Regions from separate parts of the Mus musculus genome. Here region 2 is linked to region 1. The links are chromatin loops, found by intact Hi-C in ENCODE. Cell type or tissue: left cerebral cortex. All regions are shown on one strand. Links, peaks and the distances in the headings refer to the core of each region. The heading gives the core; the rest is flanking DNA. Region 1 overlaps Gdap2 (ganglioside-induced differentiation-associated-protein 2). Region 2 has its middle 13 kb from the start of Gm40106.

Region 1 (12,172 bases), core at 2,128-10,127:
CGGCATACAGCAGCTTCTTAAGTATATACAGAAAATATTTAAATGTTAACATAAAGATGAATATTAAAATAGTGTTGTTTGGTCAGTAGCCAAAGAGTAGAAAGTAGCAGCAGACTGGAGGAGCAAATGGAGAGTATACATAGACTAGAAAGTGTTCAGCCGTGGAGGAGTGAAGTGTAGATGCCTGTAAGGAGGTGAGCCTTGTAGCAGTATGCTAACCGGAATAAACAAACATAAAAGGTTACAAAGTGTATTCTGTCTTATTGAAATGTTGAAAATAGTCACATCCACTGAGGAGAACAGTTGACAGCCCAGGTTTTGGAACTAGGAGCTGTGGGGAGACGATTGCTGGGGAGTTGGGGTGAGGTGACGTCAGTGTTCTGGAGGTGGACAGTGGTGATTGGACAGGGTTAAGGGCATCACTTAGGTAACAGTCGCTGACTTCTGTATTTCACCAGGTTAGTTTTATGGTATCTGATTCTTCAAAATTCTGTGTGTATGCGAGTGTGTGTGTGAGTAAGTGTGCCTGTGCCCGGTGTGCCATGATGCATGTGTGGGAGTCAGATCAGCTTTGTGGAATTCGATCTCTCCTTCCACCTTCTGTGATTTTGACAGACTGATCTCTGGCCAGATTTGCACAGCAAGTGCCTGGGCATGCTGAGCCTGAGTTTTGTTTGTTTGCTTGCTTGCTTGCTTGTTTGCTTGTTTCTGGGTTCTTTTCTTTCTTTCTTTCTTTCTTTCTTTCTTTCTTTCTTTCTTTCTTTCTTTCTTTCTTTTTTTCTTGAGGAAGGGTCTCTCTCTCTCTCTGTAGCCTTCTTTAGCCTGTTACTCCCTATGTAGATCAAGCCAGCCTCAGACTCAACAGATTTGCCAGTCACTGCCTCCCAAGTGTGAGGATTAAAGGCATATGCCACCACACCCAGCCTATGTGGGTTTCTGTAGGATACAAACCTGATGTCTCCAGGTGTCTGTTTAGGAAATGCTATAGTTCTGTGTGTAATACTGGTTTCTTAAATGATTTAATTGACCAAGATACTCAACTCCATCACCTGTATGCTGTCTTCTTTTAGTCCTTTTTAAAGATTTATTCATTTTACCTTTTGTTTATGTGTACGTATGTGCATTCAAGTGTGAGTACCCATAGATGGTAGAAGGTGTTGGATCTCCTGGACCTATAGTTAGAGACAGTTGTGAGTTGCTCCGTGTGGATGCTGGGAACAGAACCTGGGTCCTCTGGAAGAGCTGCAAGTGCCATAGTCTCTAACCTCTCTCCAGCCCCTGTAGTTTAGAATCATTTCTGAGGGATGCTAAGTCACGATGCAGCAGGGAGTAGGGTGCAGAAGAGGCAGGGTGCCTCAGCAGACGTGGAGACAACCAGCACACAGCACCTTCATTTGCTCTGGTGTTATCACTGATCACAGGGGTCACACATGGGAAAATCGATCGTAAAATAGAGAATACCTTACTCTGTTTTTATTTCAGCACATTGTAGCTACTGTGTTAATTTTTAGTTAGCTTACAAAGTGGGTTTCATCATCTTCATATCATGTTATTATATTTTGTTATCATTCATTTCCCACCTCCATTGCCTTCATTAGTTTTATAAATTAGGTTTATTTGTATATTTTATTTTGGAGGAGGCTGGGGGAAATGTGCATGTGGAAATCAGAGAGTGCTCTTCAGGAGTCAGTTCTCTTCATGTTAGTTAGGTCGCAAGGATCAAACTGAGGCCATCAGACTCCATGGCCTTTATCTAAGAAGCCATCTCACAGGCTCTTTTTTTTTAACTTCTAAGAGTGAGTGAAAACTCTCTGACCTTCAAAAAATAGTTAGAAATGTTTCAAAAAAAATGAACAACTAGCCAGGCAATGGTGGCACACACCTTTAACCCTAGCACTCAGGAGGCAAAGGCAGGTGGATCTCTGTGAGTTTGAGGCCAGCCTGGTCACGTACCAGAACAGCCAGGGCTACACAGAGAAATCCTCTCTCAAACCACCAGCCCCTGCCCCCTCAAAACAAAACAAAACAAAACAAAACAAAACAAAACAAAACAAAAAAACTGAAAAACTAAACGTGGGTCAAATAGAGACTGGTACACTAGCTTCCGCGTATAGCACCTGTGCTTCGGAAGTCTAGCAGACGGGGTGTGAGTGTGGGTAGGAGTGGCAGCCTTCACAGTCCAGGTTTGGTGACCTGGACCAGGGTGAAGCTTTCCTGTGACTTGACTGGAGGCTCGATTCTCCCTGTCAAGTATAGGCCGAGCGAGGTCTTGAACAGCTTGCATCTGAGAGGGGAGTGGTGAGGCCTGTGGTCTGCAGAGCACGTGGACCACAGTCATCACTGTGTGGGTTTGCTTTTGCTCTTCACTGTGTTTCACGCAGCGCCTTACTTTTCTGACACAGGCCACTTACCAAAAGCTGCTACCTCTGTACTTCCCAAGGTCATTAAAGGAGGAGATCCGGTCATTGCCGTACCTACCTGCAGACATTGGAAATGCAGAAGGGGAGCCCGTGGTGCCCGAGCGGCAAATTAGAATCAGTGAGAAACCCGGTGCCTCGGAGGGTGAGTGCTGGGGTTCTAAGCTCCTCATCTTCCTTAATTAACATACAGGTTGTGGGTGTCCTTTGATAGCTTCATACAGACATGGCAGAATTTGCTTTGTCATAGCCAAGCCTCTTTCCTCACCCTTGTTCTGCTGGATCCTTCTTGCAGTGCTCACTCCCCACACACTTTCTTTCGTGTTACATCTGTATGAAATCTGGATTCCTCATAACAAGAAACCAAGTGATATGTGTCTTTCACCACCTGGCTTATTTTCCTTAACGTAATGATCTCCAGTCCCATCGTTTTCTGTAGATCATAATCTCATTGTTTATGGTGACTAAAACTCTGGTGTCTGTATGTATGTGTGTCTCACACTTCATCCATTCATCTCTTACAAATATCTAGGCTGATCCTAGGTCTTGACTGTTGTGAATAGTATAGTGATAAGCACAGATGAGTGGATATCTCTGGTGCGCTTAACCAAGTCTTTGGAGTATATCTTCAGGAATGATATAGTTGAGTCAAGTGGTAACTCAATTTGTAGTTTTTCTGAGGAACTTTCATAGCGATTTCTATACCAGCATTATGTAATGGTTCAGCATTTGCCTTCCTTAATGTTCCCCTTCAGGATGCTAGGGTATGGGTAAACACCAGCCAGCAAAGACATGGGCCTTGTATTGGGGATTTGCAGGTGGACATAGCAACATGCTCAGCTGAGTGGAGTTTGGAGACTCATGATCTGTTGAAGCAATAGTTGAGTATATTACCACCTTAAATTTTCAAGTTTTGAGCAGTTTTAACAGTTCCTCTAAAAGTCACAGTTAACATTAAATAGTAAGCTAAGAATACTATAGCCATGTTATTTCTTTAGGTTTTATACTCATGGGGGTTGAAAGTTATAGGCAGAGTGTATGTTTGGATGGAAGCTCTTTCAGCCTTTACATCTATAAGATCATGAACCTCTTGGATGGAGACTTGCCACTCAGTGCTTGTCCTGATCAGAAATCAACTTAGGGAACATACTGCTTCCTTTTCTTTCATTATTTCAGTCATGTTATTTGTTGTTGTTACTGTTGCTGCCTTAGTCTTTCCTCCTATAGCACTCACAGTTAGTTTTGTTGTCACTTTTGTAGCTCTCTGCTGATGGAACTTTTTGTTGCAGACAATGAAGAGGAAGATGAGGATGAAGGCTTGGGAGTGGATCTGTCTTTTATTGGCTCTCATGCTTTTGCTCGGATGGAAGGAGATATTGACAAGCAAAGAAAGTTGATCCTCCAGGGACAGTTGTCTGAAGCCGCCCTGCAGAAGCAGCATCAAAGAAAGTAAGACAGGCTTGTTCCACAGTTAGATGGTGTGGGTCAGGAGAGGGGTCTGACAGATGGTGTGGGTCAGGAGGAGGATCTGAGTTCCTTTTGTTTAACCTTAGCGATGGCCGAGAAGGAGGTCCTGTCCGAATTCTCTAGATGCAAAGCCAAAAGTTGAGTCAGTTAATGTGGGGAAGCCTGTGGTCAGATGTGTGTCTGCTTTTAGAGTTCTTACCCCCACTGTGGGCTCTAACTGATGTGCCTTCATGCGATCTAAACATGGAAATTAGGAGATGGGAAAGCACTTACAAGGCTTCTGCTTGCATTTTTCTTACATGAAAGTTTTCCTCAGCTGAAGAGTTTTATGTCTCCCCCACTTACCCCAAGGATCTTTACATTTCTCTATTTTCTCCAAGTGTTTCTAACACTAAAGCCATCCTGAAGAAATCCTTTTAAAATCATAGATGGAACCTTTCCCAAAGATTAATAGTAAAGATGGCTACTTTCCAATTTTTATAAGAAAAAAAAAAGTAGGGGCTGGAGAGGTGACTCGGTGGTTAAGAGCACTGACTGCTCTTCTAGAGGTCCAGAGTTCAAATCCCAGCAACCACATGTTGGCTCACAACCATCTGTAATGAGATCTGATGCCCTCTTCTGGAGTGTCTGAAGACAGCTACAATGTACTTATATATAGTAAATAAATTTAAAAAGAAAGAAAAAAAAGTAAATTGTACATGGCTATCTATCCCCTCTTAGGGCTGGTAAAGACTAGTGTCTCATAGGCTGTGAGCAACAGTGATTGCAGTGAGTGATTGCAGTGAGTGATTGCAGTGAGTGATGCAGTGAGTGATTGCAGTGAATGATTGCAGTGAGTGATGCAGTGAGTGATTGCAGTGAGTGATGCAGTGAGTGATTGCAGTGAGTGATTGCAGTGAGTGATGCAGTGAGTGATTGCAGTGAGTGATTGCAGTGAGTGATTGCAGTGAGTGATGCAGTGAGTGATTGCAGTGAGTGATTGCAGTGAGTGATTGCAGTGAGTGATGCAGTGAGTGATTGCAGTGAGTGATTGCAGTGAGTGATTGCAGTGAGTGATTGCAGTGAGTGCACTGACCTTTGAGCGTTGACTTCGCCCCGCCCCATTCATTTCTATGAGCATCTTCTCTCCTTCAGTCCTACCCATTCTCCAGGTTTCAGATGAAAGCAAATGTCTCTCAAGCCTTACCTGTTGGGTCCAGAATGCCTGCCTCTGCTGCTTTCCTTTTTCACAGCGTGGCACAGCGTACCATTCTGTCGATAGGGCACTTCCATGGTACCAGTCTCTAGTCATTGAATGGGAGTTGGACCAGACATCTCAGCAGTCCCTTACAAACATAGAAGTTTTATTTCCTTGAGTGTTTCCTATGACATATTTCCATCATCTTCACCTCTGTTACCCTTCCCTACCCACCCCTCCCTCTCCCTGCCTCCTTCCCAGGAAGCCCCTCCTCTTCTTTCATGACTGTCTGCTCTGTAGCCTTGCCTCCATGAGCCTGGGAGGGAGGTTATTAACTGGATTCCATTCAGCGTAGCCACTGTGACAGCACTGAAGAAAATGGTTCCCTCTTCCCCAGCCAGAATTAAAATGTTGTCTCCTCAGTCCCAGGTCTTTCCTCTGATTTTATTTGGGAGAAAAAGCAGACTGGCCACTAGAGGGAGCCAGTAAACAAGTTTTCCAAAGGATGAACCACATGACAGGCTCAGTGGGTTCTAAACAGAATTAGATGCATCTTCTCTAGAGGGGAGCCTAGGAGAGAGGAGCAGCATTTGGGGTGTAAATAAATATAATTAATTAATAAATAATAGTTTCTAAACTTGGTCAAATGTAGTGCCATCTGGCAAACATTTTCCTTTCAGTAGAAAGAAACTGGACTCCCTTGCCAAACATGGTGATCTGACTCTGCGCATATGCGCTTTTAAAATGCTCACGTCATGGTTTATGGGTTGTTCATGGTTGTTCCTTTCCATATGGGCCTTGCTAGGATTGGCACCCGGTTGCCTGCGATGCTAACGGGACTTCTCACACAAAGGCATCGTTTCATTAATTATTAAGTATTCATTAAGCCCTTGCTAACATAGCCAGCACTGTGCTGGGGTACATCTAGTAAAACAGAGACTAGCACGATGTATACACACAAAAGCTCCGTTTCATTTATAGCGAAGGAGGACACAAAAGGACATAACTGAGTGCAGGATGCAGCGTTTGCATCAGGCCTGGAAAACCTTGCATTTCCAGGCTGAACAATGGGCTTTATCCAAATATGTTAGTTATTGAACTTTTTTAAATTATTTCTTTTATTTTTATTGGAACTAGATTCTCCTCATACCAACCACAGCCCCCCACACTCCTCCCAGCTCCCTCTTAACGTCCCTCTCCCCCAGAGCCACTCTCCCTCTCTCCTCAGAAAAGAGCAAGCCTCCAAGAGACAACAGCCAAACAGGACAAAACAAGATACGATAAGACAAAAGCCCTCATGTTAAACAGGACAGGGCAACCCAACAGAGGCTTTTCTTGTTACATTTTTGTAGTAAGGAAAAATAAGAATATTCTTTAATTATGTTGTTTTGAATACTTGATGTTGTAGCCACTTATCTATATAGTCTTTACTTACAGTGAGAATTTTTTCAAGTCATTGCTATATACACGTCTTCTCATTAATGCACCTCTATCAATGGCTTGCAGTTCTGCATGGGGCAGTGGCCTCTAACTCTTTGTTGTAATGAAGCCTGAGTTCTTTGTGATCAGAAAAAAAAAAACATTAAAAATGGGTTCCATTTGTTAAAAAGTAACTTCCAAATGTTTGCTATAATGATTATATCTTTTATTTATCTAGTTATAATCGCTGGTTATGCCAAGCAAGATCTGAAGACCTGTCTGATATTGCTTCTCTGAAAGCTTTATACCAAACAGGTGAGCTTAATGATCACTTATTCTTGCTAATTAAGGATCTGACTCTGTGCTCTGAGAGACTTGGTTTTCTCTGATTTTCTCTGTAAATACAGTGTTTTGTGCTGACATCAATAGGTTTTGGACATCACAAGGATCTTAGACATACTGTATCAACCTCTAGTGTGTTCTTGTGGTCTCGACAGTGCCTCTTTCACTTTGTTCCTGGGATGCTTTTTCTGTTAGGATGTTTTCTGCATTGTCAGTACAAACTTCAAACCTTACAGCACTCTCCAGTCCCCACTTGCTCCACTGGGTTTTGTTTCAGGCATTTCCTGCTCATTTTCAGTTGAGAACTTTGGTCTCCTGGGTCACTAATATTATTAAAGTTATGTTGAGTTTAAGCAAAGTATTTCTTTAAAAAAAAATAAGAGTATAGGTTATGCTGATTTAAAATCTTTAAACAATGTTGGCCAAGACTCTGGTCAAAATCTCATAAGAAAAAAAAGTATTTTCCTAACAGTCAAAGAAATCGAATGGTATAATTGGAGACGCATGTGCATCTCATTTCTTATTGTTTGAATTCCTTTATGTAGTCAAATACATAAAGTGAGACACATGAAAAGCCCAGGACAAAGCCTGGTCTTGTATTGAGGTTCTTGGCTCCTGACTGCATCATCTCTTGCAGGGGTAGATAACTGTGGCCGCACAGTGATGGTGGTAGTTGGAAGAAACATTCCTGTGACACTGATAGATATGGACAAGGTGAGTCATAAATGCTAGGCTGCAAAGCAGCTGGGTGTAGGAAGTAAGAAGAGTCAGTGTCGGTAACTAGGGTCTCAGCACAGGTGAGATGAATTATGGGTCTGTAGACCAGCAACCCTGAGAAGCCATGTGCGTCATTTCTGGTAAGTTAGGGCTCGTTTGTCCTCTATAGGAAAAACAGACACCAGAGGGCTCCGATTCTACTCCAGAAACACAGCTATTCTGTTTGGGTATGATGTAACTAGCAAGCTTTTGGTTAGAAGTACCCTGCATCCTAAGTATACAGACTTGAGAGCTTCTTTGAAAAAAAAAAGAAAAAATAACACTTAAGTATCTGTTTAAAAAGCATATACCAGAGGTTGCAGTCTATCCAAGATAGCAAGAGAGTATAGTTCATATGGGGCCAGAAAACAGAAGTCGATGATCTTAAAAGAAAAAGATCGTTGAAACTGTTAAGCTAAAGGAAGAAATTGTTCAACCTGACTAGTAATATGTAGAGGCAATTCAAAATGTCGCTTCTCACCCTGAGAATTAGAGAGAACTTGTCAGCAGAGATGAATTGAAACTATAAAAGCTGTGTCCATCGGCCCAGTGATTCCAGTCCTGAGACTTTCTAAGAACATACTCCCAAGAGGCGATGTAGCTGTAAATCCTGTAACTGCTGAGTGTGGAGTCCTCACTGGAGGGACAGCTGAGCCCATGAGCTAAACAGAGCTCCCCAGTCAGCATTCTCGGGGCAGCACCAATTGCTCAGTACATTGTTACAAAAGAAAAGGGCGTAAACAGGGCATGTTCGGGTGCCCGGAACAGGCAGGGGGAGTGGATATGATACACTGACTACATGTATGAAATTACCAAAGAACAGATCAAAGATATTCTATTATAATGTTTATATCAATTCCATTACATCAATTCCATTACAAAATAACTACAGAAAATAAGTTGTGACTGACCCATGTGTATTAGCCATAGTAAACATAGCACAGTTAAAACTGAGAAAGTACCTGCAACATTAGAACTATAATTCCCAGTAGCTGATTATGGTGTACTCACAAATAGAATGTTCTGGGACCCTTAAGAAATATGATTCTAAGATGCTACAGGTATAGCTCAGTACAGTGCTCATGTAGCCTCCATGGGGCCCTGGGTTCAATCTCCAGTATGTGGTAGGAAGACTGGGGTGGGAGTGGGAGGGTTCGAAGTGAGTACAATACAGAGAAGAGATGTGTCAGTAGAAGTAAAAGGTAGAAGGATTTCAAAACTGGTTCCTTGAGCAGTTAAGAGTGGGTATATCTCTTCCAGAGGGCTGGAGTTTGATTTGCAGCACCCACATTGGGTGACCCACAATTGTATACCTCTCTGAGTTATAGAGGACTCTTGATGCCACTTTGTGTGCTCCTATATACATGGTGTACTCATATGTGCACAGATATGCACATACACACACACACATGATTAAAAATACAATTAATCTTTTTCTTAAGAAGGGGGTTTTCCTGTTTTGAGGAGAATTTGTCTTCCACGGGTTTTTCTTATTGACCAGCCCTATAAATAACAATAGAATAACTTAAAGATAGAGAATTTGAAGCCAAAAGGAGTGTCCTAGTTTGCTTAAGTGTAATAGTAAAAAAATGGATAAAAAGAACAAAGAGCTAGTCTGATAAGAGGAACAGTGGGAATATTAGGGATAAACTTATTCACAAAGAGGAAAGACTCATCTGGTAAGAATTATAACTGTATGATTCTGCATGTAGCTCTCTGTGTTCTTGATAGTCTGTGTGACGTGCACTCTTACCATCAGCAGTATGACTTACACCAATAAGAACACATAACCCTGCATTTGATTTTGCTGAGTAGCATTCCAGATAAAATGATATGTCGTTTTGTATTTTAAAAAATGAGACTTATTGTGAGGTTTAAGCATTAACAAAGCGACTGTTCTTAATGTCCTCTGCCTACTGTGCCTGCAGTTTGTCTCTAATCCATGTTAATGCCAAGGACTGTGCTGAGGAGGAATTGGAAAACAGCCTGGTTGATGAATCCCTTCAGTTGGTGTAACTTAGCTCCCCCTTTGCAGTTGTTTACAGCCGAAACCCTGGGTCACATCAGCCCAGTGCTTGGGTTATATTTCTCATTTCGTTTTTAGTGTCTCTCTTAGATTTCTTAAAATAGAATACATCCCTAACCAAACAGGGTCATATTAGATCATCCTCGAGTTCTAGAAGCATTACCCACTGTGTTACCAGCCGCCCACAAAGGCTGCCACTTTGCTCATTCAGATAAGCATTAAAAGTGCTAAGAAAATGAGCTTCTGTGAGAGCATGGAAGGAGTGGCTGCACACATCGTGTGCTCTGTGGCTTGCCCTGAGTCTGTCTGATCAACAACGTAGAGATCTTGATGGAATGCAAACAGAAACTTCAAGAATTAGAGATTTTATTAAAATGAAAAGAAGTACTAAACCTTAATTCTAAATGTTTTGACATCATTGTCCTAGATGGGAGAAACCTGGTAGTTGATCCAAGAGCTCTTCCTGGTATCTGAAGATTTATTTCAGAGGCCAAAGGTTAATTTTCCTCTTTCTTAGAGCATCACAGAAAAGGACTGTGCCACAGCCTTTGAGAGTCACTAAATGCTGGGATTCACTTTCTGAGAGAACTTGTTCTCACCGACCTGCTCTTTCCGACACAACTCCAGGAAGTTGTAGATTAATCTTAGGGGAGGGGCTTCCTGTCTTGACCTCTGTGGCGTGAACTCCTGTGAAAAGGTTCTTTGTTCTTTCTCTCAGGCCCTCTTGTATTTTATCCATGTAATGGATCACATTGCTGTGAAGGAGTATGTGCTGGTGTATTTCCACACACTGACCAGCGACTACAATCACCTGGACTCCGACTTCCTGAAGAAACTCTACGATGTGGTTGACATCAAGTTAGTTCATTTTGGAAATTGTTTAGATAGTTTTTACCTCTATATTTTTAATACTAAGCAGTAGCAGACATTTGTAAATATTTTTGAAAGGATATTTTATGTGACAAAGATTTTTATCATAGGCATTAGAGACTTTAATTATTAGAAGCCCTGGGTTTTGTAGTAAACTAAACTCATTTGTAATCTTCTCACTTTGACCATTTTGAAAGAGGTTTGGTGTCATACCCAGTCTTTGTGTATAAATAATGGAAGTACAGCCTTGGTTGCTATGGTGTGTTAATGTAGTACATATCTGAGTATACTTATAGACATTATTTAACTTGATCCGGTAGCCAGTGAGTCTGTTGGGAGAGATACTAGTAGCAGGTTCAAGGAAACTTACCCCTGTGATTATACATAGAAATAGAAACTGGACATAAACTCACAGGCAAAGGTTTTCATTGGAACAAGAAGAGGAGAGAAGCAAGAGGGAACTCAGGCTGTCCACTGACAGAAAAGAGCAGGCATTTATGCATTTATGGGGCTGGGGGGAATTTGAGGCTGATGAGTCTTGAAGACTGAATCTTTTTACTATTTCTTTCTGTGGTTTAAGTGGACTTTCCCACGTAAGATCGGATCATCTGTCTTTGTCTCTGGAACCATCCTGACTTTAGCCTGTACCTAGAGAAGCTTTCCCTGTGGCAGGGGATGAGGGGCAGACGCAGTCCATACATTGGTAACAAGGTTGACAAGGGAGGAGAGGCACTGCGTATGATAGGCTTTATGGCACTGGAGCCTGTCGTCAGTCCCATTCACTGTCCCTGTGTCTTTTAATGTTTCTATACCAGAAGGTAGAAGAAAAAAGCAGTAGTGGTTATTTATTGCCCAAGGTATCACAATTTTATATACAGAATTTAGATTTAATAGACTACTGACTTGCTGCTAGAAATTTTTCATTAAATTATGTTTCCCTTGCTATAAGGATTTTCTGGGTGATACATTTCCTAAATAAAAAGATTATTCTATCCTCTTGGTTGCTATTTTATTTGTAGCATCACATTATCTTTATTGGTTGGGTTGAAAAACCATTATACAGTTAGGGAACAAAGAAGGTAAATTACCATAAATTTCCATTGCCTTCCACCCACCATCAAATCTCATCTTAATTAGCAATACAATGCTTTCATTAGCTAACAGACACTCATTTAATGTGCTTTAAAGTATTTTATAATGAAGCTGTACTCCATTGTATACCTACTCCTGTTTCTAGCTAGCCCTTCAACTGACACTGCCCTCAGCTAGAATAATTGTCCTGATAGTTCTCTGAAGTCCTTTACAATTGACGTCTTATGACTCACTGGAGATTATTAAACTACTGGACAACAAAGTCTTAAGATGTGCCTCCTAAAACATGCTTGGGGTAGTTGGCTGAGGCCCAGGTCAGGTTCTAGGCGTTTCCTCTTGGTCATCAGGTTATCAGAACAGTGGCTCAGACTAAGTATGAACTACAAAGCTTTCATAGACTTTCCAGATCAGGCAGTAACAGGACTATAACTTTTACTTCCTAACTTTTACTACAATTTTAGTGATTTCAAGGTGACTTAATTATATATATTTGAGTTCAGAGACTCCATCATGGTATAAAAACTAATGTGTAATTTTTTAAAAGTATAATTGGTTTTGTTCTTCCTTGAGGTAGCTCTTTCACAGTAAGAGGCAGCAATTAGTGCT
Region 2 (12,172 bases), core at 1,717-9,716, 360 kb after region 1:
TCCATGGTCTTGTCACTGTTTTCTTTCTTGAATTTTATCTTGTTTTGTTTTTCTGTATTTTTTTTTAACATTTAGTGTGTGTGTTTGAGAAAGAGAGGAGAGAGAGAGAGAGAGAGAGAGAGAGAGAGAGGTGAGGTGTGTTTGGGTTCATGTAACACTGCACTCATGCGGAGGTCAGAGGACAACTAGCAGGAAATTCTGTCCACCACGAGCCCCCCAGGTATAAGCAAGGCACAGGGAAACTATTCGACTAGACCGCTCTGTAGGTAGAAAGATTTATTGGGGATCAAACTACCAAAGCCATCTGGTAGAGGGGAGCAGAGAGGATGGAATGGTAGAAAATCAAGCAGATTTTACATGGTAGTCAGCAGGGTGGAGCTAATACAGGTGTCTGGACTGATCAGGAAATAGGTATCCAAGGTAGTTGACTTTTAGAGGAAGGCTAAGTGAGGTTCTGGGAGGATTATGGGTGGTTCCTGGAGGATTATAAGAGAGGTTCCTGATGAACAGAAAGGGCCTTAAAAGGTTTGCTTTTCTAGTAAATAGAAACCCACCCTTAGGCTTAGATAAGAATCTTTTTATTTAGGCCTTTGGCCTTCTGTTTAGGAAAATGTCACTAGCACTGCCATTGGTGTGTGTGTGTGTGTGTGTGTGTGTGTGTGTGTGTGTGTGTGCGTGTGTGTGTGTGTGTGTGTGTATCTTTCCCTGTTGAGCTACCTCACTCACTTGTTTTGTTTGCTAAGCCTGGGTCTTACCATGTAGCCCCTGGTGGTACCACACATACATCCCTCCTGCTTCAGCACCTCAGGTGTTGGACTTACAGGCTTGTGCCACTACCCCAGACAAGATTAATCTTTTAGAACCATTCTCTTGGTGGAAAGGCCTCTCAATTTTGTTTTCTATAAATATCCCACCCTTAGGGTTTCACGATTCCCAATTCTGCCACTAGATATGCAATTCTAGGTTAATATCTATTTCCCCCAACATTTATGTGTCTCTGTTGCTGTGGTGAGAAGTCAGCTGCCATTGTAATTCTAACTGCCCTCTTCTGTAAGCAGTTGCCCTTTTTATTCCTGGCTGTCTTGAAGATGTGTTGCCATTTAATTGTAGTGTATCTAGGCACGGATTTCTTTTTGTTTGTCCCATTTAAGATACATTATACTTCCTGGGTCTGAGGACTCATCTCTGTTTCCAGTCTTTGTTATACTCTCCTTCTACACTGCCTTGTGTCCGCTCTGTGTGCCTTCAGGATTCCAATCAGACATGCTAACCTTCTCAGGTATTTTGGCTCTTACCCTCACTTTCATCCCCCTGCCTCATCCCCCACCCTGTATTTTTACACTAGTTTACTGTGCTCTGGATAAATTCACGTTCAACATGTCTCATTTTTTTGTTTTGTTTTTGGCTTTTGGTTTGTTTGTTTGTTGTTTGTTTTCTACTTGTTACTCAAATCTGCCTGTCACTGTTCTTCTGCAGTAAGCTTGCCTTTGCAATTATATCCCTGCATGAGATAAGACAGGAGAGCGGTCAGTGCACACTTCATTAGGAAATACTAACAACAGCATATGTGTGCCTGCACACACACAAGAGCTAAATGACGGTGGGATCAGTGTTGGTCAGAACCCATGGACCGCAGAGTATGTGATATCCAAAATCTTCTGAGTCTTAACTACATGCATAGAAAAGAAGGCAAAAATGAAGTGAGGACACCTCTAAGTTAGAGAAAGAATAAACACCTCTAAAGAAAATAGAAGGAAGCAAATAATGAAGATAAAGAACGGACATGAATGAAATAGGAAACCAAGAGGAGCAAATGAACAAAGCCAAACGCTGGTTCTTTGGGAAGATGAGTGTGCTCCCCGGGGCAGGCGCACACCTGAACTCTACTCATGCTCACCTGGCAAGGGTTCCGGGCCTGTCCTAGCCATCAGGTCTGGGGATGCTGGCTCACAGTCATCTACCAGCGATGCCTGTGCATGCGCCCAGCTTCTGCAGGAGAACTTCATACGCAAGTCAAAGTGATGCTCTCCAGTCCAGCTCCTCAACCGTACTCTTCCCCAGACTGCTCTCCCCATCAGAGACGCCAACTTTGGAGTTTGTTTCTACCAAATTCCATAATTTCTCTTTGCTTCCTTCCTTGATCTGCTAGAGTTCATTATTTTAAAACATCGTCTTACTTCTATCTATCTATCTATCTATCTATCTATCTATCTATCTATCTATCTATCTATCTGTGTGTGTGTGTGTGTGTGTGTGTGAGACCCAAGAAGGTCAAAAGAAGGCATCTCTGGAGCTAGAATCACTGAAGTTGTGACCCGACTGATATGGGTGCTGGGAACCAACTGCAGTCTTCTGTAGGAGCAGCAAACGCTCTTAACTGCTGACTCACCTCTCCCACCTCTCTTAACTGCTGACTCACCTCTCCCACCTCTCTTAACTGCTGACTCACCTCTCCCACCTCTCTTAACTGCTGACTCACCTCTCCCACCTCTCTTAACTGCTGACTCACCTCTCCCACCTCTCTTAACTGCTGACTCACCTCTCCCACCTCTCTTAACTGCTGACTCACCTCTCCCACCTCTCTTAACTGCTGACTCACCTCTCCCACCTCTCTTAACTGCTGACTCACCTCTCCCACCTCTCTTAACTGCTAACTCACCTCTCCCACCTCTCCTAACTGCTGACTCACCTCTCCCACCTCTCTTAACTGCTAACTCACCTCTCCCACCTCTCCTAACTGCTGACTCACCTCTCCCACCTCTCTTAACTGCTGACTCACCTCTCCCACCTCTCTTAACTGCTGACTCACCTCTCCCGCCTCTCCAGCCTCTTAAAGTTCATTCTGAACCCTAGACCCATAGAAATCTTCTAAGAGGATCACATGGAAGTGTGAAGCAGCCCATGTCACCCCGTGTTCAAGCCCTCACTGGCTCCTACCGTCCTCTGAATAGAATCTGGGCTTCTATTTGGGCCTCCTCGTGATCGGGCCCTCCTTGTCCTGGCAGCCTAATTATCTCATCCTCTGCTCATTCACTGTTGTCCTATCCAAAAGCAGGCCCTGTATGCTTGCTTTATCTCCCTGCAACGGTCTTGGCCCAGAGTTCCCCGGGTGTACTCAGAGATCCCCATGGCCTATCCTGGCATTCTATGCAGCTTAGATCCTTGTCTAAAAGAGGTTTCCTCATTAGATGAACTTCCCTTGTTATTTTATTTGAAATGATTTGCAGAGGACTGGAGAAGAACACTTGCAAAGGACCTGGGTTCCATTCCTAGCACCCACAAAGGGCATGGGGTCCCTGTGCTCACAGATAACACTAGAGAAAAGAGGAGTGTTAAACACATAGGGTTATCTTCTCTGCCAACAGAGGAGGTGTACATCCATGTCCACCTGGAAGATGGCTGGGAGCAGGATAGCTAATAGCCTGATGACCTGTGCTAGCTGGAGGACCAGGCCACTCCTGAACCCCCCAGACTAGGATGTTTATCCCAAACTCTTCTTCCCTAGACCATTATCTTTAGCCTTTCCACTCAAGAGAGCCCATCCTTAAGAGAGATGTCACATGTCCTGTGTATAGCTCGGTGACCTGATGAGCAAGACCACACTAGATCCTCCCTTAGGGACTTGAAATATAGGTACCATCTTAATGGAAGGGGTCACATGTACTTTGCAAAAGAGTTTCAATGTAGTCTTAAGCTTTATTGTGATAACCGTTACCAAAAAAACAAAAACAAAAACAAACAAACAAACAAACACAACAACAAAAACAAAACAAAAGAAAACCTTTTCCTAAAATTGTACTGTACTTCAATATGACAAAAATAAACAGCCCGGGGTCAGCTCTAGAAGAGTGACTCAGCACCAGCTAAGCCTCATGTGGTGGATCATCACTCTTCAGGCCTTGGTGTTTGCAGAGACACGCCCCCCCCCCCGGCACTCCCCAACACACACACACACACACACACACACACACACACACACACACTCTTCCCAGCCACTTGTATTTCTAGTTCCAGAGAATCTAATGCCCTCTTCTGGCTTTCACAAGCACCTGTTTGCATGTGGTACACATACAGACAAGCAGGCCCACACTAATACACATGCATAAAAATAAATAGATCTTAAAATAAGGCATGGGGCCTTCCCTGATGAGCATCCATGATTGCCCAGTCCTGTTTCCCTTATTCTCACTCTTACCAAGACTGGCATTACAATATATCATCAGCTCATTCATTTGTTGCCACCTGTCTCTACCCAGCAAGAGAATGTACAAATTCCAGAGCTGCTGTCTCACTCTTAGAATTGTGCTCCAGACATGCCAAGCTTTGTAAATATCTGGGGTGTGTGTGATGGAGGACTATATGAATGAGTGTGAACAGTCCAGGTTAGGAAGAGAGAGAGAAAGGTAGACCACAGACATGGAAGAGAATGCTAAGGTAGGGAGGCTGTTCTCAGTGACTAAGTCTGCCTCTTCCCTTTTCTGTATTCTTATATTTGTTTGTAGGGGATTCTTCCATCTTTCTTGTCACCTTTTTCATGAAGTGCTTCTGACTCTCGGATTTCTGCCTGCTATGTAGCATGCCTCTCCTGTGGGGTCCAGGAGGGTCCCTGGTTTGGGCTTGTGTAGACTGAGGTCTTTGTGCACAGAGGACACCACACAGGTCTCCTTACCTCCACAGCCGGCTGCAGGTCCAGCAACCTTCCAGGAACATGTGCTCCATCAAGGCTTGCTCAGTTCAGTTAACCCCATTGTCGCACTAACTCCAGCTGAAATTTCTTCAGCCTTTATGTTTTCCCCAACGCAAACCAGACTTTAAAATTATCAACAGAAGGCTTTGATTTTAAAATTATCAACAAAAATTATCTCTTTGCAGCCGTGGGGATGTGTGTGTGGGGGAGAGGTGGGGCGCTCTGATTCAACCCAATGGAACAGCCAAGTAGCAGATTACAATGTCCAAGTTCCAAGAACCTCATTACCACTATGACCAAGCAGGGACAACTTCCCCTTGAGGATATAGTGTGCCGATGAGCCCCATGCTCTTCTGCATTGAAATGGTGGGAACCTAGAAACCAAGCCAAGTGGGGTCTCCAGGATCAGCTGGCTCTGGTTGGAGCTCGGGAATGCTCTGTTCTGTTTCTAGAGCCACTTGAATGGTCCCTGAGGTATAGGTCTGGGTGGCTGTGGACCCTGTTCAGGCCACTTCCTCAGCCACAGGGGGCAGGACACAAGGGGGTCTTCATGGGGGGCTAGTGATTCCCTAGCCCTTGTGCCCCAGCTGAGCGGATGGAATGTGGTCAGAGGAAGATCCGGAATAGAGTGAACCGGAGCACCCTGTGCCTATAAATCATAGGTATTTGCCAAGTGGAAAAATACCAGCCTTCAGAACGTTTCATTTCATGCTTCTTAGAAACACTTTGTTCCAAGGGCTACAAAGCAGTGGGCTGGCCCTCACCTGAGCCAGTTGTGCGCAGCTTCCGGGTGCCCTTTGCAAACAGGCGATCATTTCCGGGGAATTGGTCTGAAACTTGCGCCCCTGCGTGCCCAGAGGGACCTGCGAGCTTGTGTCAAGCAGGTGCCCTTTGAGAACATCCTCACAGGCCCTGGGAGCTTTCCAGGATATCCCAGTTTTCTGTGATCTTAAGGGATGGCTCAAGGATATGTTCATAGGACTGCTGGAAGTCTGTGGACCCCGAGTCTTTGTGGAGAGTAACCTCAGAGCCACAGCTCCTCTGACTACAGATCCATAGCTGCCATCTGTGAGCCAGGGAGAGGAGACGGACAGAGCCAGGTGGACAGTCCCAGCTCCAGCTAGACTCACCTATGTCTGGTCACAGGCTCTGCTCAGGCTGTGGAGATGTGGAAGAAATGCCCCAGATATGGAGAAAAGACAGGATCCCTATAGCTCTTCCAGTAGTGCTGGCTTTCAGAGAAGGCTCCCAGGACTCAGTGGGCCCTTCTGGACGTGCCTAGTAGGCGGAGTCTTTGCCTTTGTTCAAGCTGATTGGTGGCCTACAGTCCAGTCCCTCATCTAAAAAAACGTGATTCTAGGACCAAATCTACTGTGTATGATAACGAGGCTGATCCCTGATGTTATTAGCAGAACATCTGCCCTCTTAGAAAGGACTGGACTACCAGGACCTAGTATATTCCACTCCTGATGGCAAGTCCCTGACTGCAGAAGAATTTTATAGACTTCTCAGGATTGGGCATAACTACCTTCTACCTTTCAACAAGCATGGGAGGTGTCAGGTAAGTCCCTGGGTGAAGTCCTGGGCCCCTCTACCCTTGACTGAGGGTAAAAATGGAAGATGATGGGCTGAGCCTCAGCTGGCAGGGCCTTGTGATGTCATGTGGGGTACTAGTTAATTTCCACCCCACTCTGTGAGAAGGTGAGTAATATTAACCACAAATAACAAAAGGCGGAGAGAGATGTTGTATGTGTGGATCAGGCTCACAGAGAGAAGGTGTGAATGGCCCAGGACTTGAACCCAGGTGTCTGACTTTGCAGGTAGTATTCGTCCTTGAGGTGGTGGTTCCCACTACTCACAGTCCCCTTGGTGGCCTTTTGAGTTTGACAACTTTCCTTTCTCTGTGTCTCAAAGGGTGGAAAGCTCCCTCTGCTGGGAAGTCATAGATCTATCGGATATTCCTATAGATCAGCGGTGGCTATGCACCCCACCGTGATAGAGACAGATACTAGGCTGGTGGGAAGGGGATAAATACTATCACCATGCTTGACAGAAGAACTACTGCCTGGGTGGGGTTCTGTAAGCTCAGCATCCTCAGGCCCTGATATCTATCCACCCTGTAAGCCAAGGTCTCCAGCTTTCTGAAGACTGAATCCTTCTCATATATCTCTTATGCCTACCTAGCCAATGGCTTCTGCTCCATTCACTGAAGGAACCCAGCACACAGACCATAGCCTCCTGGGAGATGTGGCCTCTCTTGTCCGGAAAAAGGAGGTGATATGGCGCTGGTTCTTTGTGCAGGCCAGGCTCACAAGGTTAGCTGCCTTTGGCCTTGGCCTTGCTTGCTTGCTAGATGCAGTAGGATAAGCCTTTCTCCTTGTCTCCATGAGCTGAGCTCAGTCAGTGGGATGGATGGGTGCTGTCTTGCACCCCACCATACCCAATCCTTCTGACTGGTCACACAGAGTGAACCATGTATCCACAAATGCTGGTATCCTCACAGGTGCAACGCCCGCCTCTCGGTATCCCTGCATCCGGCCTACACACGTCATCATGTGAGCACACTTTCTGTCCAGCCTGCCCAGGGCTCAGTTTATTTTCCTTCCCCATCAGCTACCCCCAGACACCTATTTTGCTGCTAATACAGTGCAAGTTGCTAAGCAGGAAGCAATGAGGCTAAAAAAAAAAAAAAAAATGAGGGGCTGGAAGCCATGCACTGCCCTGTGAGGGGAAACAGCCTCTGAAGGACAGGCTGGGGACAGGAAGCTCAAGGGGCCCTGGATATTCAGAGGCTAGCTCGGCAGTGCCCAGCTCCCACACTGAACCCATCTTCCTTTTCCTTTCTCTTCTGTTCTTCTTTGCCCAAAGACTTCCTGTTCCCAAGGCTGGTACCTCCAAACAAACTGATTCAGTTTCTAGGTTACATACAAGTGCTTGCTCAAACCTGGGCCTTTAGGCATCCTGGCCCAGTAGACAGCAGAGCCCTTCCTCATGCCTGGATGAGCTAGAAAGTAGGTGAGCAGCTGAGACACATGTTCAAGGCACCCTAGGTGCTTCTCCACATTAGCACAAGCCCTCAGGTCATGGTTGGCTGGACCGAGTTCAGGGCTTCCTTCTTTGGCTTTACTCAAGCCATATTTTAGTACTTTGGTTTAATAAGCACATCATTAATTTTTAATTATTTAATGCTGTTTTTAAAATGAGGGCTGTCCCATCTCCCCTTTTCCCTGGAATTTCATTTGGCTTTTTAAAGTTGCCTGTGATGGGAGAATTGTCAGAGCACCCATTTTGGGTTCTGGTAGTCCTGTGAAGTCCACGTTCCTGTGAAACAGTCTTCTAGTCACTTGTCCCTGACACCACCTCTCTCCTTCCCCACTACACTGAGAAAGAGCAGGTCTTGGGAGCTCCTCCAGCCTCTCACTAACCTCACCAGTCACTTCACTCCCTCTTTCCTGTCTCCTAGTGACAAAAGGCCAGAGGACCAAATTCTAGAGGCCATGACCACTCTCTCCCTAAGATGATGGAGTGATGGCTCCTACAGATCACTCCAACCACAGTAACACATGTACACATACACACACACACACACACACACACACACTCACACACACACAGAGTTTTCCTGGTTTCCTCTCACTTTTATGCTTCTCAATTGAAGCAAATGCCTGCAAAAAGTTGTTCGCATTGGTCTCCACATCTTCTATTTTATCCAAACCTTCTCTAAGCTGGTACCACACCCACCATCCCATATCCAGATCCTGTCACTTTCACAGCCTCTAGGAATGGTCGTGGCTCATACCCACCCTGCATCTTGGCTGCTAGGTTCTCCTCTTCCTACTTTTCAGGATCCTTCCTTCCACCATATGCCATGTGATCACTGGGTACTTGGGTCTCAGCCTATCCTGGCTCATTTTCTCTGCCAGTTAGGTACAGCCTAGAGTTGCTGATTAGAGGAAACCTCACCTGAAGAATTATCTCCATTGGATTGGCCTGTGAGCATCTGTGAGGACACTGTCTGGATTGCTAATAGATGTAGGAGAGCCCAGCCCACTTCAGGCAGTACTACCCCCCTAGGCAGGAGAGCCTGGGCTGTTTAAGAAACCTAGCTGAATATGAGTCAATAAGCAACATCCCTTGTTGTTGTGTCCCTGTCCTGATTTCCTCCAACGATGGATTGTGACCTGGAGTAAAGTCAAATTAACTAGCTCTTCCCTAGGTGGCTTTTGGTCAGTTTTATTAATAGCAAAATGTCAAATTAGAAATAGCCCTTTGTTGGGCTGGAGAGATGTTTTAGAGGTTAAGACACTTTCTGCTCTTCCAGAGGTCCTTAGTTCAATTCCCAGAAACCACATGGAGGCTCACAACCATCTATAATGAATTCTGGCCTGCAGGTACACATGCAGGCAAAATACTGTATACATAATAAATCTAAGGAAAGGAGAGGGGAGGGGGAGGGGGGAGACCAAGCCCTTGAATGATTTCTGTCTCTATTGGTTGCCCTAATCACCCCAAGTTGCCCAGACAAGTCTCCAGGGATACATGCTGTTAAGTGCGCAAATGTCTCTCTTCCTGAGCCTCACCTGAACTCTAGGCTTGTTAGCTTCTTCTATTCATTGTCCAGGACATAAAAACATTAACAGGGTCAAGAGTAGATTCCTAAAGTCCCTTCTCAGTAAGTAGTAACACCTCTTCTAGTGGCTCTGGTCAAAAGCTTTGGCATGAAGTCTGACTTTTTTTTTTTTTTCTTTTTCTTTCCTTCCTTCCTTCCTTCCTTCCTTCCTTCCTTCCTTCCTTCCTTCCTTCCTTCCTTCCTTCCTTCCTTCCTTTCTTTCTTTCTTTCTTTCTTTCTTTCTTTCTTTCTTTCTTTCTTTCTTTCTTTCTTTCTTTCTTTCTTTCTTTCATGGTTTTTCGAGTCAGGGTTTCTCTGTGTAGCCCTGGCTGTCCTGGGAACTCACTCTGAAGACCAGGCTGGCCTCAAACTCAGAAATCCGCCTGCCTCTGCCTCCCAAGTGCTGGGATTAAAGGTGTGTGCCACCACCACCCGGCCTGACTTCTCTTATTGTCTCCCAAATGCATGGAACAAATCCATGGTCTACACTGCTGCTCTAAGTCAACAATGCTCTCTTCCGGCTCGTTTCAGTACCCTCCTCCCACCCAGCTGCTCTGTTTCTTCCAACTATGGCTCCCATATACTGTATTCAGCACCCAGAAACCAAAGGAACCCCTTGAAAACAGGCAGACAGGTCATTTTGTAATGCCACTGTCTTCTTGGGGCTTCTTTGTTGCTCAAGATTAGAATTAGTTTTCAGAAGAGACCGTGAGTCTTAAGTGACTAACCTGTTTTATCTCTGGTTTCCTCTCCCTCTGCTCTACTCTGGCTCAATCTGCCCTAAGCCTGCTGTTTTTTGAGTAGGCAGCAGGAAATAGTCAAACTCGGTGAACCACATAGAAACAAAGAGAACATACAAAGAATCAACAAAACCAAAAGCAGGTTCTTTGAGAAAACCTCTAGCCAAACTAACTAAAAGGCACAGAGACAGTAGCCAAATTAACAAAATCAGAAATGAAAAGAGAGATATATAACAACAAACACTGAGGAAATTAAAAAAGCCATCAGATCCTACTACAAAAGCCTATACTCAACAAAACTGGAAAATCTAGATGAAATGGATGATTTTTTAGACAGATAACACGTACCAAAGTTAAATCAGGAGCAGGTAAACTATCTAAACAGGCCCATATCCCCTAAAAAAATAGAAAAAGTCATTAAAAACCTCCCAACCAAAAGAAGCCCAAGGCAGATGGCGTTAGTGAGGAATTCTACCAGACTTTCAAAGAAGAGCTAATACCTGAGGGTTTATGTTTTAAATGTGTGAGTGAGTGTGTGTGTGTGTGTGTGTGTGTGTGTGTGTGTGTGTGTGTGTTGCCTTCCATGTATATCTGTCTACCACCTGAGTACCTGGTTCCCATGGAGGCCAGGAGAGAGTATGGGATCCCTTGGAACTGAAGTTGTAAACAAGATGTAGATTGCCTCATGGTTGCTGGAAACTAAACCCAGGCCCTTTGGAAGAGCCGACTTAACTGCTCTGAGTAGTCCCAACAGCCCGACTGATGTCCTGAATTTAATCTCCAGAACCCAGAGCTGGAAGGAGAGAACCAGTCCCTGCAAGTCATCCCCTGACCTCCACAGGTGCCCCATGGCACCCTCCCCCAATGAAAATGATGAGAACCCCTTCATTTTCCACACCTATGCCAAGCGTGACGAAAATCTTGGCATCCCTTGTTAATGTTCAAGTGTGAACGTCACACTCGCGCATGTGCGAGACACACACACACACACACACACACACACACACACACACACACACCTGCGCACTCGAACATACACTCTCCAGTATGAAGCTAGCCAGTCCTTGTCTGAAGGCATGGGTTTTATTTTGACTTCTGTATACAGCTGCTGGCAAGCAGGTTAGATTTTGAAACAGTATGCCATGAGTCACTTTCAAGTTTTCTAGCCCAGATCCATTTCACAGGAAATAAGATTATACCCAAAGTTGACTAACTTGCCTACAGGTTTACTCCACTCAGCCAGGGGAAGATTAAAGTACAATTTTTGGCCAGCTTCTTACTGGCTAGATTTCACTGTTCTCCCTACCGAAGCCTGTCTTCAAGCTCGCAGTGCAGCCACAGTACCAAAAAACAAAACAAAAACAAAACAAACCAACAACAGACAAAATGAGCTTGACTTAGCTCTTTTCTCATGGCTAGATTTAAATGGCTTTTGCAATGTTCGGATGACAGAAAATGCAGAAACGAGAGAGTGGACTGTGGTCACCCTTAAATAAGGTGATCTGGTCTGATGGGAAGAGTTTGGGGCCCAAGGACTGGGGTGTTTAGTCCACAAGTACCTGGAGTAAAATGATGCTCAGTCTAGTCTGTTAAGAAGCAACTACACTGTGGTTAACCAGGTGAAGACGTGTCCTTATGTGGATGCCATGCAAGGCAGAATGTGATGGAGACAGTGTGGGATGGGAGAGCCTGCAGGTAGGGAAACCAAGGAAGGCTCTGTAAAATGTTTAGTCATACTGGAGCAAGAAAAATAGGAACTTATTTTTAGAAGTTCAACAACTTCTTTCCTCCTAAAGAGGCTATTAAAAAAAAATAAAAACGCAAATAAGCATTTTAGGATGCTAGAGACTGGTTACAGATATAAAACACTCATGTCTAACTGTTCAGGGAAAACTATGAGCCTTGGAACGGAACAGTGAAGCCATGGCGTTTGAGACCACAAAGTTCCCCTCCCTCCAGCCAACTTCAGTAGCAGTTCTACTAGAGTGGGATGGGCTATGTGGGCAGGGCTGGGTCTACACTATAGTATAGAGATGCTCAGGACCCAGGCCTTGCTCCTTGGGAACAGATGGAGCAGAGATAGAAGTCTCTGTAGCATTTGCAGGTCTGACCCTAGAGGTGGAGATGGGTGGGTGA

The links. Hi-C counts contacts between places; a loop is a spot of excess contacts. Peaks named below come from ENCODE experiments on the same cell type or tissue, not always from the same donor. Only the 100,000 strongest peaks of a DNase experiment are listed, where the experiment ranks them.
Region 2: a loop joins it to region 1, with 4 times the contacts of the local background. A loop is called at or near these places in 30 of 42 quality-filtered maps.

Annotation. Positions count from the first base shown.
Region 1 is chr3:100,184,168-100,196,339 of GRCm38, forward strand. It overlaps Gdap2 (ganglioside-induced differentiation-associated-protein 2), which reads left to right. Exons shown (of 14, transcript NM_010269.3): 7 at 2,403-2,562; 8 at 3,707-3,866; 9 at 6,719-6,795; 10 at 7,460-7,536; 11 at 10,323-10,462. Among named protein-coding and RNA genes, the nearest start is that of Gdap2, 28 kb to the left of the region's middle. In left cerebral cortex, for the core only: a CTCF peak has its summit at 5,547 (motif pointing right); a DNase peak (open chromatin) is centred at 5,549.
Region 2 is chr3:100,548,441-100,560,612 of GRCm38, forward strand. No RefSeq gene overlaps it. Among named protein-coding and RNA genes, the nearest start is that of Gm40106, 13 kb to the left of the region's middle. In left cerebral cortex, for the core only: a CTCF peak has its summit at 6,616 (motif pointing left); a DNase peak (open chromatin) is centred at 6,641.